Regions from separate parts of the Homo sapiens genome. Here region 1 is linked to region 2. Evidence: chromatin loops called from intact Hi-C (ENCODE). Cell type or tissue: GM12878. All regions are shown on one strand. Each heading gives the region's core, and the rest is flanking DNA. Links, peaks and the distances in the headings are about the cores only.

The links. Peaks named below come from ENCODE experiments on the same cell type or tissue, not always from the same donor. Only the 100,000 strongest peaks of a DNase experiment are listed, where the experiment ranks them.
Region 1: a loop joins it to region 2, with 2.4 times the contacts of the local background. A loop is called at or near these places in 8 of 110 quality-filtered maps.

What each region holds. Positions count from the first base shown.
Region 1 is chr12:12,168,391-12,177,486 of GRCh38, forward strand. The region is part of intron 7 of LRP6 (LDL receptor related protein 6); the gene reads right to left. Among named protein-coding and RNA genes, the nearest start is that of MIR1244-4, 61 kb to the left of the region's middle. RefSeq lists a silencer at 3,818-3,867. In GM12878, for the core only: no CTCF peak of the experiment used is centred there; DNase peaks (open chromatin) are centred at 3,911, 4,764 and 8,261.
Region 2 is chr12:12,323,192-12,332,287 of GRCh38, forward strand. MANSC1 (MANSC domain containing 1) reads right to left here. Exons shown (of 4, transcript NM_018050.4): 4 at 2,865-7,767. The coding sequence ends at 6,836. Among named protein-coding and RNA genes, the nearest start is that of MANSC1, 23 kb to the right of the region's middle. RefSeq lists an enhancer at 2,116-2,616. In GM12878, for the core only: a CTCF peak has its summit at 4,795 (motif pointing left); a DNase peak (open chromatin) is centred at 4,790.

The sequences.
Region 1 (9,096 bases), core at 754-8,753, 150 kb before region 2:
AAAAAGAAATGAGTTAAGACACAGCAAAGCCAAGGATGCACACGACATGTTTGACTTTGAAAGAAATGCCTTGACTGAGATAGAACGAACACATGGGGGACTCAAAGGATACAGCATCAAGCAGATACCACCCTATGGCAGGTATTAAATTCCAGGATAAGGAGAATTACAGAAAGCAAGAAGGTTCTGAAAGCACTTTAAGCAGGGTGACACAATAAACCCATGTTTCAGAAACACTTCATTTATCTCTGTCACCCTGTTCAGCTTGTGTTAAAGATAAATATCTTATTTTAAATGTAGAATTATGAAAAAAATAAATAAACCAATATAGAATTATGGTTAGCAAAATATTTTCAATTTCTGTGAGATGGCAAGAGAGGTCCAAAATCCCTTATCTAAAGTCAGGGTCAGTTGTATTCCTGAATTCAGACTGTTTTTGTCTTTTTGTTTTTTTTTAAAGAAAGGTTAACACAATGCACATAGCATATCACCTCTACTTGGGTTCAGGGCAGCACTATTTATAGCCAAACATGTTAATATTTCTGCAATAAAACACGGCCAGGCGCAGTGGTTCACACCTGTAATCCCAGCACTTTGGGAGGCCAAGGCAGGAGGACCATTTGAGGTCAGGAGTTCGAGACTAGCCTGACAAACATGGTGAAACCCTGTCTCTACTAAAAATAGAAAAATTAGCCGGGAGTGGTGGCTAACGCCTGTAATCCCAGCTACTTGGGAGGGTGAGGCAGGAAAGTTGCTTAAACCCGGGAGGCAGAGGTTGCAGTGAGCCAAGATCGCACCATTGCACTCCAGCCTGGGCAACAAGAGCAAACTCTGCCTCAAAATGATAATAATAATAATAATAATAATAAATAAAAGTATGCCCGCAGTGTGGGACAGACTACAAATAGTCTCACACTGGTTCAGATCAAGTTTTCCACCAAATCAATTAACAAAAGCAGCATTTGGTTTTCAGAGCCCTTTGGATTTCAGAATTGCAGATAAAGGATTATAGATCAGAAATACTTTGCTCATCTTCACTTCAGTCCCTTGAGAAAACTGGGGTTTGGATCAGTGTTAATACTGCTCTAGATACAAGCAAGGGTCTCAGGAAGAAGAGAGCAAAGCAAACAATGAAAAGAAAAAGGTCTTCAGCAACATTTGCTGAAAGGACAACAAATGAAGACCACGATCAAAGTATTAACAAGCTCAACAAAGGTATTAACAATGAAGGTATTAAGAATGGCACAGTGGCGAAGAACTCAAAATAGTTCCTGAGAAGGCACAACTAATGATTTGGTTGCTTTACTCACTTGAGCACTAGTCCCTTCCAACCATTCCTTGTTCTCTCACTCGAAAAGCAAAAACTAAAAGGTCTTTTTTTGGTAATGACGTAAATACAAAAGCAAGATCTATCAATTCATGTCTATTTCAAGTTAAGCAATGTAATTAAGATTTATTAAAGATTTTTTTAAAACCACGTTTTGTAAGCACACTGTTTCCTTTAATTCCTGATCTCCTTGTTCTCATCTGGTGTAGTTTTTACAATAGGTTTGGATCTAAAACAGCACTGTCCAGGAGAAATATAACACAAGCCACCAATGTAGGCCGTATGTGTCCATTTAAAATTTTCTAGTAGTCATATTAAAAAGTACAAAACATGCCAGGAGAATGTTTTCGCTCACACCTGTAATCCTAGCACTTTGGGAGTCCAAGGCGGGTGGATCACTTGAGGCCAGGAGTTCAAGACCAGCCTGGCCAACATGGTGAAGCCCCCTCTCTACTGAAAATACAAAAATGAGCCAGGTGTGGAGATGCACACCTGTAATCCCAGCTAGTCGGTAGGCTGAGGCAGAATTGCTTGAACCTGAGAGGCAGAGGTTGCAGTGAGCTGACACCGCACCACTGCACTTCAGTCTGGGTGAAAGAATGAGACTCATCTCAAAAACAGTATAAAACAGTAGACAGAATTTTAATAGTATACTTTATTTAATCTAACACATCCAAAATTCTTTTCTCTCAACCTGTAATCAATATTAAAATTTTATTAATGACATTTATGGTTTTTTTTTTAATACTAGGTCTCTTAGAATGTGTTTTACAATTAAAGTACATCCTAATTCAACCTAGGCACATTTTAAGTTCTGCAGAGCCACATGTAATTAGTGGCTACATATTGCACTGTGCTGGATTAGAGTCTTCAGAGTGGTGACTACATACAGCCTATAATAAAATTAATTGGTTCCTTTTTTAGTTTACATCACTGTCCCCTCTATACCTGTCACCTTCAGGCTTACCTCAGATCGATCAGGCTCACTAAAGCTTCAAACAAATGTCTTTTATTTGGTCTTTCTTTCTTCCAAGCTATATACTATTTAATTCTAATATGAAGTTAAAATTACTTCACACACACACACACACACACACACACACACACACACACACGTCTTAGATGAAAAAAACTACTTTTTTTCTTCTTGTCACATTTGCAAGTTTACATATAAAACACTAGCTAAGAGGTTAGTTAGAAGGAGCAACAAAGACCTGATTCTTTCATTTATTTTAGGCTATGTCAAAAAGGAAGTATTAAGACCATAGATATATTATTAGAAAACCCATTTCTGCCATCTCCTTAGCCCTCCTGCTTAAGACACGCTGCAGTCTAGATCAGCCATGTACTAACAATGGTTAAAACTAGGTAGTTCATGGTCGTCTCTACTCTGCTTTCTATACTCTGACATTTTCCATAATTTTTAAAAAATGAAGAGAAAAAGCTAAGAAGCAAGTCCAAGGACACACAAATAATAATGATGATGATAACTGCTGTTATTAATAAATGCTATTATTGGCCGAGCGCGGTGGCTCACGCCTGTAATCCCAGCACTTTGGGAGGCCAAGGAGGGCGGATCACCAGGTCAGGAGATCAAGACCATCCTGGCTAACATGGTGAAACTCCATCTCTACTAAAAACACACACACAAAAAACTAGCCAGGCGTGGTGGCGGGTGCCCGTAGTCCCAGCTACTCAGGAGGTTGAGGCAGGAGGATGGCGTGAACCCGGGAGGTGGAGCTTGCAGTGCACCGAGACTGTGCCACTGCACTCCAGCCTGGGCGACAGAGTGAAACTCAGTCTCAAAAAAAAATAAAATAAATAAATAAATAAATAAATAAATAAATAAATAAACGCTATTATCATTTTTGTTAGTATGGTATAGAAAGGAATTATAAGGATCCTCCGAAGAGATTAAGGGATCACCAGCTTAAACAATATCTGACTGTGAGACTTTGCATCTAAACACACAGATAATGTATTTTCCTTCACACAAAGTCCAATTTCTGAAATGTTTCCTTCCATTACTTTTGTAGAGGTGACACTATTAGAAAACTGACTTCTCCACTAAGTATTTCTCTTGTACCAGCCACACAATCTTTTTCTACCGGGCACAAGTTAACCATAGTGAAATAAGAACATGTTGCTCTGTCTTAAAGAAATCACTATTCCATTTCTCATATTCCTGTAAAAGTTTTGGACAGGTTACTAGGTCTATAAATACAGTTTAAGCTCCTTATGTTTAAAATAACACAAATCCTGGCAAAAGCTTGTTTGTATATTCTGAACCCAGAACAAATGAACCACTTTAGGCAATTCCAAAAGATTACACTTATGCTTTAAAAACTGTGCCAATGTTAATTAAATCTGACAACTCTTAAGGGTGTACTTCACTGTATTACCTCAGAGTGGTTTAATTAGTTAAACTGAAATTAGGCTTCTGTCACTTCTAAAATCTAACTCCAAATCTGAACCAGAGTCTCCAGTGGTTTCAGCTGCTTTGACCACACTGTGGCACATTGGTTTAACATTCTGAAATATTCTAAACCACACTGAGAATATAGGCTACAAGAGGAAATAGACGTGGGTTAACCATAACATTATCTGCACAAAGAAGAAGTAATGGCAAATCTTCTACAGACATCACATCCAGTTTTTGAGTCATTTCATCAGCTCATTAAATGTCAAGACAGGACTGCCCATGCAATCTTGGAATGCAGCCAGTCTACTACCAAAATTGCTGCTATGCAACTTCACTTGACAAGACAAGTTCAAGGAACAGATGCAGGAGGACAACCAAGCAACCACCATAAAATGTGCTAGAGTTGGAATGCTATAAAGTTCTAGAAGAGAAACTCAAATTATGCCCAAAATGAACCACTCCTCTTCTAATGTTCCAGACAATATCCAAAACAAGCAGTGAATTAAAAGCTTATACATAAGGAAGACAGATATGACTGAGGGTTGGGGAGCATATTTTTTCTGATACAACTTCATAGAACATAAAATATAATTTCACACAAATGGGATTTTAAAACACAGAATATTTATCCACGGAAATAACATTTCAATCATGCCAAATCTCACTGAGATGACAAGTATAAAGAAATGCTTTGGACCCAGTAGGTGAAGTAAAGGGACACCACACACCTGTTTGAGAGAGAGGTAGGGGCAATTACAGTGCTATATTCAAAGCCTTTTAACCTACTTCAAGATACATTAAGTCTGAGTACATATAAGTGATTTTAAATATGAAAAGAATTGAAGTATCATAGTTACTCTGGGTAGTTTTATAATATTTTTTGCAAGGAATCAGGCATTGAATATTAAAGATTTGCAATTACTATGCTCTTTTTCTGTTAGAGCTAAAAATTGCTACTGTGACCAAAGCTTTCTAAAACCTGAATTACTCCAGGAAACGAAAAAATTGAGAACAGAGTTCCAGATGAAGGCATCATGATGACGAATGTCAACATCCTGGTCAATTATACTCAACTGCTTCATAAGACACTTCTGAAAGCCTCACTGTCCTGAGGCCCCAAAAACCTAATAGGGAAAAGATTAACATGTCAACAAGGGAAAACTGCCCTCTCTGCTCTCATTCTTTTTAAGCACAGCTAAAATAAATTCTTTTGTTTTTGGGGGGACAGGGTCTTGCTCTGTTGCCCAAGCTAGAGTTCAGTGGCATGATCTCAGCTCGCTGCAACCTCTGCCTCCCAGACTCAGGTGATCCTCCCACCTCAGCCTCCAGGGTAGCTGGGACTACAGTTGCACACCACAATGCCTAGCTAATTTTTGCATTTTTTATAGAGATGGGGTTTTGCCATGTTGCCCAGGCTTGTCTCAAACTCCTGGGCTCAAGTGATCTTCCCACTTCAGCCTCCCAAGTAGCTGGGACTCCAGGAGTGCACTACCACGCCCAGCTAATTTTTATTTTCTGTAGAGCCGGGGATCTCACTATATTACCCAGGCTGGTTTCAAACTCCTAGCCTCAAGGGATCCAGGGATCCTCCCACCTCAACCCTTCCAAAGTGATAGGATTACAAGTGTGAGCCACTGTGCCCAATAATCAACTAGCAATTTTCAAATAGGAATTCACAAATTTCATTGTTATGCGATGTACCCCAGACACAAAATAACACAACAGGCCAGCACCAGGTTTACAACTCAATGAACATTAAGTCCAAACTCCAGGTGCTCTGCTGAGTTGAGGAATCTAATGATGGAGTTTATCAATATCATTCTTCTCTGATCATATGTTATGAAGATTTGGGGAGAAATATATATCCATACTAACATACAGTACATGTTGTGTGGTAAAGTAGCACAAATGGGCAAATATTTAGGTATTTAAATTAGTTATTTTGAATATTTCTCAAACTGAAGTATAATCAATCTTTCTTTTTTTTTTTTAAGCAGAGTCTTGCTCTGTTGTCCATGCTGGAGTGCAGTGGCCTGATCTCGGCTCACTGCAACCTCCGCCACCCGGGTTCAAGCAATTTTCCTGCCTCAGCCTCCTAAATAGCTGGGATTACAGGCGCATGCCACCACGTTTGGCTAATTTTTGTATTTTTAGTAGAGACGGGGTTTCACCATGTTGGCCAGGCTGGTCTCGAACTCCTGGCCTCCAGTGATCAGCACACCTCAGACTCTCAAAGTGCTGGATTACAGGCGTGAGCCACCGTGCCCAGCCTCAAACTGAAGGTATAATCAATTTTAAGAAACACAATGTTACAAATTGGCAAAGATTCAAAAGGAAGTACTTGTTGATACTTGTCATATTATCAGAACAGCCTTATCTCAACAATAGATTTATTATAATTTCTTAATGAGGAATTAATCTTACAAACCAACAGTAAAAAAAATTATCAACAGGTTCCTATATGTTTTTAACAGTACAAAGGCTAAGATACCAGACAAAGAAACTCCTTTAAAAAAGAAGTTTGAATACTTGGGAAACAAATTTCCTTATTAGGGTATTGATGAAATAAAGGAAGTTATCATAGGAAAATGTAGCCCTGCAATTTCAGGCTTAGAATATGAAACAGAACATTCAGCAAATGCCAAGTTTTCAGTACACATCATACAAAATAATACCTTCTTTATTCAAAAGTTCTTGGTACTAAAGGTTCTAATAAACCTTGTTTCTGTTTCCCAACAAAGGTGTGCCAGGTAAAATTAGATTTGTACAAAACTAGCTATGGACATTGTATCCTCTTAAAGTAGGGAAGCTTACTCTAAGATTTAAAGCAAATACACATGTTCTTACAGTAGACATGAAAATCTCTCTTTTTATCTATACTATCAGGTGTTGCTGCATTGTCAGTAGAAACTCAGAAATGAAAGTGGGCAGGAGAAACCAAAATAAAAAGTATATAATGAAAAAACAGGTCGGGCATGGTGGCTCAAACCTATAATCCCAACACTTTGGCAGGCCGAGGTGGGTGGATCATTTGAGGTCAGGAGTTCGAGGCCAGCCTGGCCAACATGGAGAAATCCCATCTCTACTAAAAATACAAAACTTAGCTAGGCGTGGTGGCATGCGCCTGTAATCCCAGCTACTCGGGAGGCTGGGGCAGGGGTATCACTTGAGCTTGGGAGGCAGAGGTTGCTGTGAGCCGAGATCACGCCACTGCACTCCAGCCTGGGCGACAGAGTGAGACCCTGTCTCAAAAAATAAAAATAAAAAAGGCCGGGCACAGTAGCTCATGCCTGTAATCCCAGGGCTTTGGGAAGCTGAGGCACGCAGCTCCAGGTCAGGAGATCGAGACCAGCCTGGCTAACACAGTGAAACCCCGTCTCTACTAAAAATACAAAAAATTAGCCAAGCGTGGTAGCAGACGCCTGTAGTCCCAGCTACTCAGGAGGCTGAGGCAGGAAAATTGCGTGAACCCAGGAGGTGGAGCTTGCATGCAGTGAGCCGAGATCGCGCCACTGCACTCCAGCCTGGACGACAGAGCGAGACTCCGTCTCAAATAAAAAATAAAATAAAATAAAATAAAATAAAATAAAATAAATAAATAAATAGAAAAAGAAAAAAGAAACTGTGAGAGAAATTTAGCATTGACAATACTATTGTTTTCAATAAAACCAACTATTAGAAACACACTGATTTTGTCAATCAGTTAAATGGGTATATAACAAGAAAAGCAACCTCAAGAAAATTTAAGCTAATAGTACATTCTTAATTTTACACCATGGCAAAAATGCTTTAAACCTATAAATTATCAACGATATATCTTGGCTATTAGTAAGAAGTACTACAGGCCCTCAGTGCAACAAACGTTTTCAGCAGTAAAACCTGATCCTAAAAAAAAAAAAAGGAATGCTGTTAAGAAACAAGGTTGTTCTGCCTACTGCAGGGTCATATAAAATAGAAATAAAGGCTTTTGATCTTTCCTCTATCAAAAACATGAAAATTATTCTTTCTGCTAATGCTTTAGTACTTATTATGGGAAGGCCCCACAACAATATAGTAAAAATCAGGAGGGGGGGTGGTGGCAGAAGTACTGTGCAGACAAGTAAACTAGGTTTGTCCACAAAAGGCAATGAAGTCATTTCAGCATAATGAAGAAGAGACATAAACAAGTACTAGCAGGCACCTTTTAAATTTTAACACCTACAGATAGGTGGCCACTATCACCTGACAAGTAGGGAAAACAGACATACCCTCACATATATGTTATTCTATTAAAGCAGGAGCCAAATACCACAACCATCTTTTAAAAAATGTGACATCATTAGCAATGCCCTACGCTCAATCCCTCCTTCCCGAAGCTTATTATAAACCTGAGGTTAAATCTATTCATTCTTTCTACAACTCTGTACAATATAAAAACACATCTAATACCCAGAATTCCCCATTCCTTCTCCCTGGTTTCCCTAATGTAGCCAGCATCTGGTCACATCACCACTTACAAAAGAGGAAGTGAGAAGCTGATCTAAAGAATTTCCACTAAGCGAGCAGGTAGCATAAATGAATGAACACAGTGAGACTTTCCCATGTGATCCACTCAAGACACATAGGTTTACTATGTCTTACCTTGCTATATAAATAATTTACCAAATAATTATCTTTTCTTTCCAAATGTACTATAAACACATATACAACAGTGTGAGCCCAAACTTTTTTTTTTTTTTTTTTTTTTAGACAGAGTCTTGTTCTTGTCCCCCAGGCTGGAATGCAATGGCATCATCTCGGCTCACTGCAACGTCTGCCTGCCGGGTTCAAGTGATTCTCCTGCCTCAGCCTCCCGAGTAGCTAGGATTACAGGTGCCCGCCACCACGCCCAGCTAATTTTTGTATTTTTACTACAGACAGGGTTTCACCATGTTGGCCAGGCTGGTCTCGAACTCCTGACCTCATGATCCACCCACCTCGGCCTCCCAAAGTACTGGGATTACAGGTGTGAGCCACCGCGCCCGGCCAACCAAACAGACTCTTAAGTCTTTCAGAAGAGAACAGGGTTATCACAACCATAATCTGATACTCTGTTATAGTCCCAGCGAAAAGCAGCTTTCATTCTCGGGCATGACAAAAGCTAGGGAGCTTTCTAAGGAAAATGGGACTAGAAGGGAGAATGTCACCCAGACTGGGGTTAGATCAGTATCTGGAATCAGTTGCCACTAACAAAAGGCTAGCAAATACACTTCTTGGAAAAAGAGGGATTTTTAAAATTATACATCTTTGTAAAAGTTTTCAAGTTCACAGTATTATCAAATCAAGGGAGATGAAAAGCTGGTAGTAGCAGTTGCTCCTAGAATCACTA
Region 2 (9,096 bases), core at 543-8,542:
GGGAGGGGAGGGGGGAGGGAGGGGAGGGAAGGGAGAAAGGAAGGAAGGAAGGAAGGGAGAGAAAGCAAGGGAAAGAAGGAAAGAAAGAAAGGGAAAATAATCAAAAATATAAGAACACAAACAAAAGCACATTCTGTCAGCTCATCCTCTCTATAGGCTAAGGAAACTATACTATCTGAACCCAAAGGAGAGAAATAAACAAAATCAAATACTTATCTACCCATCCCTCTGCACACGGTCTTAGTTGAAGTGAGAGTATACACTTCATTACTGTGTACCTGGATTTTATCCCATTCTGCTACAAAATGCACGTCAGTGCGTTCACTTTCACTGCATGATATAGAAGCTGTTCTGTATGCAGCCAAATCACATTACTGCCCATTGCTGAAAGAAATGACCTTCAATGAACGGGTTATAAAATTCACTCATGATCACTTATTGAATGCCTATGTGCCAGACACACTGTTAAGCATGATGGAATCAGAGAAATGTTGCTGTCTAACGTATCCCAGTCTAGTGGGGTAATATATAACCTGATACATTATGATTCCATGGAAGTGTTTCACTAATGGTATAAATCACGAGCTGTGTCAGAAACCCAGGAGGAATTGATACGTCTCCCGGGAGAGTGTGGGGAGACTCTGGTGGAGGTGACGTGTGATCGTGGTCTTGAAGGATGAGCGGAAATTTGCCAAGTGAACAAGGGGGAAAGGAATTTACAAGTAGAGGGAAGAGGATGGCTCGTCAAAGTGTCTGGCAATACTGAGAAATGTTGAAAAGGGTGGTGTAGCTACAGCCCAGGTTTCACGGGACAGAGGTAGCTGCAGTGTGGTTAGGTTGGGGCTAGTGCATGGGGAGCCTTGGTACACCTGCCACGTGCAACTGGTAATCATCCCTAGAGGTACTGGGAGCACAGAGTGTCATGCGTGGAGTTACATGTACTGTGTGCTGTGCTTTTAATGTAACTTGAAGTCGTAAGGAGGGAATATATGATGTGGGAGCAGAGCAAGGAGAAGCAAGTTAGGGAGACCAAACAGGAGGCAGCAGTGGGGACGGCTGACTTTGAGAGGCGTCTTTGAAAGACAATAGGTAATATTTGGTAGACATTGGATGTGGAGGCTGAGGCAGCAGGAGAAACAGAGTATGACTTTGAAGTTGCTCAATACAGGAGATACTGGGTGGCTGGCGGTACTATTAACCCAGATGACAGGACACGGAAACAGGATGGGTTCTCTGCTCCGGCGTGTCCCTGAGGAGTCACTCTTAACTTTGGTACAGGTGATCAGCAACTGGGAAAGTGTATGAAGCCCACTCCAGAATGAGACCACTGACCTCTTCATTTCCATGCTTTCGGCTCAAGGTATCATTCGGCTCAACACCATTTAAAAGCTATCTAGGCTGGGTGTAGTGGCTCACACCTGTAATCCCAGCACTTTGGGAGGCCGAGGCGGGTGGATCACTTGAGGTCAGGAGTTCAAGACCAGCCTGGCCAACATGGTGAAACCCCATCTCTACAAAAAAATTAAAAAATTAGCTGGGTGTGGTGGTGGGTGCCTGTAATCCCAGCTACTTGGGAGTCTGAGGCAGGAGAATTGCTTGAACCCGGGAGGCAGAGGTTGCAGTGAGCTGAGATCGTGCCACTGCACTCCAGCCTGGGTGACAGAGCAAGATGCCGTCTAAAAACCAAAATAAAAAGCTATCTAGGGGCAGGCTTATGCCTGTAATCTCGACACTTTGGGAGGCTGAGGCGGGCAGATCACCTGAGGTCTGGAGTTCAAGACCAGCCTGGCCAACATGGTGAAACCCCATCTCCTTTACTAAAAATACAAAATTAGCTGGCCATGGTAGTGCACACCCATAATCCCAGCTACTCAGGAGGCTGAGGCAGGAGAATCGCTTGAACCCAGGAGCAGAGGTTGCAATGAGCCAAGATCATGCCATTGCACTCCAGCCTGGGCGACAAGAGAAAACTCTGTCTCTAAATAAATAAATAAAAATAAAAGCTATTTAGGGCCAGGCATGGTGGCTCATGCCTGTAATCCCAGCACTTCAGAAGGCTGAAATGGGCAGATTGCTTGAGTCCAGGGGTTTGAGACCAGCCTGGCCAACATGGCAAAACCCTGTATCTACAAAAATACAAAAATTAGCTGGGCGTGGTGGCACATGCCTGTAGTCCCAGCTACTTGGGGGGCTGAGGCAGGAGGATTACTTGAGCCCGAGAGTTGGAGGCTGCAGTAAGCTGTGTTTGCGCCACTACACTCCAGCCTGGGTGACAAAGCAAAATTGTCTCAAACAACAACAACAAAAACAACAACAAAAAGCTTTCTAGAACATTTCCAATCTAGTGCAAACCTCTTTTTGGTTACACCGTGTATCATTCCAGTTATAAGAATGTAAAAAGTGGCAACTCCGGAGCCAGGCTATCTGGGCAAGTGACCTCTGGAAAGGCCCTTAAACTTCGCTGTGTCTCAGTTTCCTTATCTACAGAATAAGGATTAAAATTATTCAAAAGGTTGTTGTGGAATTGAAATGAGTTAGTATATGTAAAAGTGAATCTGGCGCATAGTGTAAGTACTTTCTTTTGTGGAGTCTTGCTCTGTCGCTCAGGCTGGAGTGCAGGGGTGCAATCTTGGCTCACTACAAACTCTGCCCCCGCCACGCCCAGCTAATTTTTGTATTTTTAGTAGAGATGGGGTTTCGTCATGTTGGCCAGGCTGGTTTCGAACTCCTGACCTCAGGTGATCCACCCGCCTCGGCCTCCCAAAGTGCTGGGATTACAGGCGTGAGCCACTGTGCCCGGCCCATAGTGTAAGTACTTTCTAAGTGTTTGCTATCAATAAGTAATAAATCATAGAATACTCGACTGAAAGTGGTACAAATATTAGAGATTTATTATTACAGAACAAGATGGAAGTTGGCAGTTCCAGGGTTTGTCCTGTCAATTAACCAAGGCATCCCGGAGACTGGACTCTTCCTGTACCCACTGCCACGCTCAGTGTGGCAGTGCCTTCTCCCCTCATCATGGCAGGGAGGCCACCACAGCTCCAACAACCAAGTCTTCACATGGTCAGCATCCCAAGCATGAAATAAGGGGATGTGGTTAGAAAGGGCTTTTCTCCTTGTGCAGCCTTCCCTTTACAAGCAAGAAAATCTCTCCTAGAAGTCCCTAGTAGGTTTCCTTTCAGCTAAAACTTGGGTCACAGGCCCATCCCTGAACCTGGCACTTCCAACCTGTAACAAATGAGGCAGAAGTGGGACTAGGGCTGGCTGCTGGGCAGCTGACCGGTAGTGCCCACCACAGTCTGGGAGCCAAAGAGTTCCAAAAGTTCCTCACTCAGGCCAGGGGTAATTGAGAAACAGGCACATAACAGTATTCATCCAGGAGTCCTCAGGTTTTTTAAGAGTTTTTTAGTTTTTTTTTTGTTGTTGTTGTTTTGTTTTTTTTTTTGAGATGGGCTCTCGTTCTGTCGCCCAGGCTGGAGTGCAGTGGCGTGATCATGGCTCACTGCAGCCTCGACCTCCTGGGCTCAAGTGATCCTCCCACCTCAGTCTCCCAAAGGGCTGAGATTACAGATGTGAGCCACTATGTGCCTGGCTAAGAGTAGCTTATTTTTATTTTATTTTATTTTATTTTTTTGAGATAGAGTCTTGCTCTGTCGCCTAGGCTGGAGTGCAATGGAGCGATCTTGGCTCACTGCAACCGCCCCCTCCCGGCCTCAAGCAATTATCCTACCTCAGCCTCCCAAGTAGCTGGGATTACAGGTGTCTGCCACCATGCCTGGCTAATTTTTGTATTTCTGTAGAGATGGGGTTTCACCATGTTGGCCAGGCTGGTCTAGAACTCCTGACCTCAGGTGATCCACCCACCTTGGACTCCCAAAGTGCTGGGATTACAGGCGTGAGCCACCACGCCTGGCCAAGAGTAGCTTTTTAACCTAGGTCAGTATCGTGTTGGTAAAATACGGAGAGAGGATGTTTGAGCAGAAGGACCTACCTCATCTTCTCACCTGTTCTAGGCTGCTACCTTCTCTTTCTACAAACCAAAGGAGGGGGCTCATAACTCAATGGGCCTTGTGGGAAAGGCTAACCAGACTAGTCACTGCTGAATTCCTCTAAGGGATTCCCCTACCCTGACTGCCCTTGCCACAGTTGCACCCACCATCCTAGGGGCAGTAAGTAGAGAGAGCTGTGTGAGAAGAGCACTCTTTCCACTCCAGATGTCCCCTACAACCTATATCCTCACGGCCACTAACAGTTTGGGCCCGTAGCATCACTCATCTGGACCGCTCCCATGTGGTCTCCCCATCACAACAAAGACTGCAGCAAGGTGGACAGAGAACTCCAAGAGAGCCAGGAAAATACCTTTATAAACCATCACAGAAAGCCTGATTTCCACTCGCTAAATCCATTAATAAAGAGAGGAGAAATTTTAAAATTCCAAGGCACCTGGTTACTAATCTGATTCTGGCCTACATGTGGATATTCAATAAATACTTGTTAAGTTAAATTGACTCAAGGTTTTATTTATTCAGCCTACTTAAAGCTTATGTAAACCCCTTGGAGATTTGTGTCAAGCTGTTAAGTTGGAAAATATAAGAAAAGTAGTATTTTCAATAGACCAGCTTTCCTCTTAATGTACTTTATGAACTTAGTGTAAACCAGGGAAATGGGGGAGGGGTACCAGAAGAGCAGAGGGGAAGGAGGTGAGGAGGAAGGAAGAGGTGAGGAGGAAGGAGAAGAAAAGCCTTTTCTGTCATTTCCTGCATTTGTCTTAATTGCTGTACTTATTAACCAGCTACTGCCCTCTAGTGCTCACTGTATTAAGTTCGCATCTGAATTCCATTTTTATCTTTAAAAACTCTGGTGACACTTGGAAGGGATCAAATTTCCTGTTTTGCAGATAAGCAAATTGAAGTCCAGAGGAAAGAGGTATCAAACTGACCCAGGGGACTTCTGGACTCTTTGTTACCTCACCTATAACTTGTCTGGAAAACTTTATTAAAAGCCTTTCTCAGAAATTTTAATTGGTAACCAGTAAAAATTGTAGCATCATGTTAGTGCTAGTTATTATTATTATTATTTTTGAGACGGAGTCTGGCTCTGTTGCCCAGGCTGGAGCGCAATGGTGCAATCTGGCTCACCGCAACCTCCGCCTCCTGGATTCAAACTACTCTCCTGCCTCAGCCTCCCAAGTAGCTGGAACTACAGGCGCCCGCCACCACGCCCGGCTAATTTTTTGTATTTTTAGTAGAGGCGGGGTTTCACCGTGTTAGCCAGGATGGTCTCGATCTCCTGACCTCGTGATTTGCCCATCTCGGCCTCCCAAAGTGCTGGGATTACAGGCGTGAGCCACCGCGCCTGGCCTGTGCTAGTTATTATTTCCAATGTTGTTCTAAATTAAGCTTAGACTGATTGCTGGTCAATTTAAGTAAGGATATAAAATAATAGTGGTACATTTTTAACTTAGTACAAGTTTAGAAAATGTCTATAATACTTCTTTAAAAAGTTAACTAGAGGCCGGGCACGGTGGCTCACGCCTGTAATCCCAGCACTTTGGGAGGCCGAGGCGGGCGGATCACAAGGTCAGGAGATCGAGACCATCCTGACTAACACAGTGAAACCCCGTCTTTACTAAAAATATAAAAAATTAGCTGGGCGTGTTGGCGGGCGCCTGTAGTCCCAGCTACTTGGGAGGCTGAGGCAGGAGAATGGCGGGAACCCAGGAGGCGGAGCTGGCAGTGAGCCGAGATCGCGCCACTGCACTCTAGCCTGGGTGACAGAGCAAGACTCTGTCACACACACACACACACACACACACACACACACACACACACAAGTTAACTAGAACAGATCCCAAGTGGATATGGCCATTTATCAGAACTGACTTATCATTGTCTCCATGTGGGCTAACATTCCGCTAGATTCTCCCAAGTGAAGCTCTTTGCTCACTGATGGGAAAAAGGGGGGGTTGTCATTTTAACGTGGAACGCATATTTTCACCACATAATCATTTTGCTAGTGGAAATAAATGGAAAGTTATCCAGCTGGACATGCTACTTATGAGAACACTACTGAGTAACAAAAGATTTATTCAAATATTTAATTGGAAGGAACTACATCTGGAATAAGTTTTAAAGGAATCCATATAAAAAGAAAAGCAAATCCATTAGAAATTGATATAAACAGTTGATTTTATCTGGAACCAAGAATGTGAATGAATTGGAACCTAGATGTCCTAACCTGTTTCTTTGCATAAAAGCCAGTTGAATTTTGAAATTTATATGGCAATTATACTTTATTACTTTACATAGAGCTTTGTTTTTAGCTAATATTTTAGAGACAGATTACCCAAAATTACCTAATTTGGTTCCCACTTCATTCCTTCTCAAAAACCAAACATAAAACAGAAGGGGGCCAGCTGTGGTGGCTCATGCCTGTAATCCCAGCACTTTGGGAGGCCGAGGAGGGTGGATCACTAGGTCAGGAGTTTGAGACCAGCCTGACCAACATGGTGAAACCCCGTCTCTACTAAAAATACAAAAATCACCCAGGTGTGGTGGCACATGCCTGTAATCCCAGATACTTAGGAGGCTGAGGCAGGAGAATCGCTTGAACCCAGGAGACGGAGGTTGCGGTGAGAGCCGAGATCGTGCTACTGCACTCCAGCCTGGGCAACAAAGCAAGACTCTGTCTCCAAAAAAAAAAAAGGAAAGCAGAAGGGGGCATTTTCCTGTCTTCAAAATACAACCTCCTGCTAAGACTAGCAAGTCAGCAGAAACTCATTGCATTTGGGCTTCTGGTTACTAAATGAATTAAGAGACACCGAGTTCCATCCTTAGATGTCCACATAGATCCCATTGATCAAATAATCCAGTCTTGAGTAACGTTTCCTGCGGAGTGATTCCGAGAGGATTCTACCCAGGAGGACGAGGCCTATCACCAGGAACAGGACACCAAAGAGCAGGGACCCGATAAGAAGCCATTTTTCAAATGGAAGGCCGTACTGATTTTCTGGAACACTGCCCTGGGAGGAACTGCCTGGACTGGCCTCCCTACCTTCCCAGGAAGCAGTTTTATTCATAGTGGAAGACTCCACATTTGACATAGAAAGTGCAGTAGGGTTATACACATTCCCTGTGTTCAAAGTTAGGTTGGAGATTTCTGTAAACGGTATGGTTTCTAAGCTGCCTTTCGAGTCCGTAGGTGCCTGAAAGGTGGTAGTCAGAACTGCTGTTGTAGCCATTGCTTGGAGTGTAGCCGCAGCCCGTGTAAAAACTGTAGAAATGAGGGTCGTGGGAGGCTGAGAAGTGACAGTGGTTACAGGTGGAGCTGTGGTGGCCAGCTGTGGCTGGGAAGTCCCAGAAGGTGTCACTGAAGCATTGGTGGGTAGAAGGGTGGCGGGCTTTGGAGTAGCCGAGGTGGTATGTGGAGAAGCAACTGCCACCGTAGCTGGGAGCGCACTCACATTTTCAGGCAGCAGATGAGCTATTTCTTGATCAGAGGAAAATTGTGAACTCTGAGAATGGCCTTTTTCCTTATAAGCAAGGAGCTGGGCACTTGCTTCATCCATCTTAAATAGTTTCTCCAAGTGATCTGAGGATCCAAACTTCTGAGAAAGTGTGTCTCTCCATGAGATATCGGTGGGCTTTGAATAATCTGTGTGATGATGGGCTAGGGGAGTGACTGCTTGTGAAAATTGGCCATGTAAGAGAGAATCTTCCTGGGGTAACTCTTGGCTTGGCAAATTTCTGGTCAAAGATGGAAAATCTGAAAATGTATGGAAAATAAAAGGAAGGCTTATGTAACTCCATGCTACGGTAGGTTAAAAAAATACAAACATATCAGCTTGTTCAAAAGATCCCTAAACTGGTTGGCCATGGTGGCTCACGCCTATAATCCCAGCACTTTGGGAGGCTAAGGCAGGAGGATGGTTTGAGGCCAGGAGTTGGAGACCAGCCTGGACAACATAGGGAGATCCTGTCTCTTAAACAAAAAAATCTCCAAACTGTTGATACTTGACATTTCATTGAAATGTGTGCAAAATGGAAAAACACAAATTGCTAAATGAGAATCTGATAACGCCGCCTCTCTACCAGATGCTGTGGTTTATTTCTAGCATGATAGGACAGAAGAGAAGAGAAATGTGTGGAGGAGGACCAGGCAAATTAAGGAAAAGGTGGGAGGTGCACAGCAGAGAAGCCGGAGGGGCTCAGCAGGGCAGCAAGAGGCTTACAAAGATGGAAAGGGTTCTCCGTCTTCCTAAGGGGCCAAGGCCAGGGAAAAAAGTGGGCCGGAGGGTGACCTGAGCAGGAAAGGTTGGCAGGGAGAATGCGGGGGAAGGTGTGGGCTTCTGCAAGACATGCCACCTAAGACTGAGATGACAAATGGGGAGCAAGTAATCATCAGGAGAGATTTCAGTGGGGGCATGAGGCAGGCAAGAAAGGTATGTGGAAGCTGTGGGAAATGAGGCAATAGAGCAGGAGAGAGGGAGCAGAATCCCTGTGGTGTGTCTCTGACAGGGAGGAGGAGGAGGGGCCAGGCAGGGTCTGGTCTCCGCTCTGAGCACTGAGGCCACAGCAGCAGCAGAACAGCAACAACGACAACAAAAAACCAGAGATATATCGTTCCAGCACTGTGCGCAGAGGAGGGAGGCTATCTGGGAGATTTCATTTGGACTCTCAAAGATTAGAATTTTGGAGCCAATGTCATAGGTCATGAGGATGATGGGACCAATATTTGAAATCATGATGACCACACTGTAGACACAGAGGGCAGAAAAACCATACAGTCCCGATGCCTGCTGAGGAGAAACCAGCCCCAGATCCTGCTCCTGCTCCATGAAGCTTAGAATTTTTCTCCTGATCACACACCCCATTTATCACAGCTCAAACTGGAAAGACCTGTTCAAGCAATCAAGTGCAGGGAATGACCAGGTGAATTGCCATGTATCACTCTGCTGCTAGGCTAACCATCTCACATTAGAACTGCAGAAAACACAAGGAAAGAAGCAGAGGAATGTCCTGGCATTTCTCAGTCCACTCACTCCTGCTCTCTTTTCCTTTTTCTTCCTCAATTCACCTCCATGCCAGTTTCCAA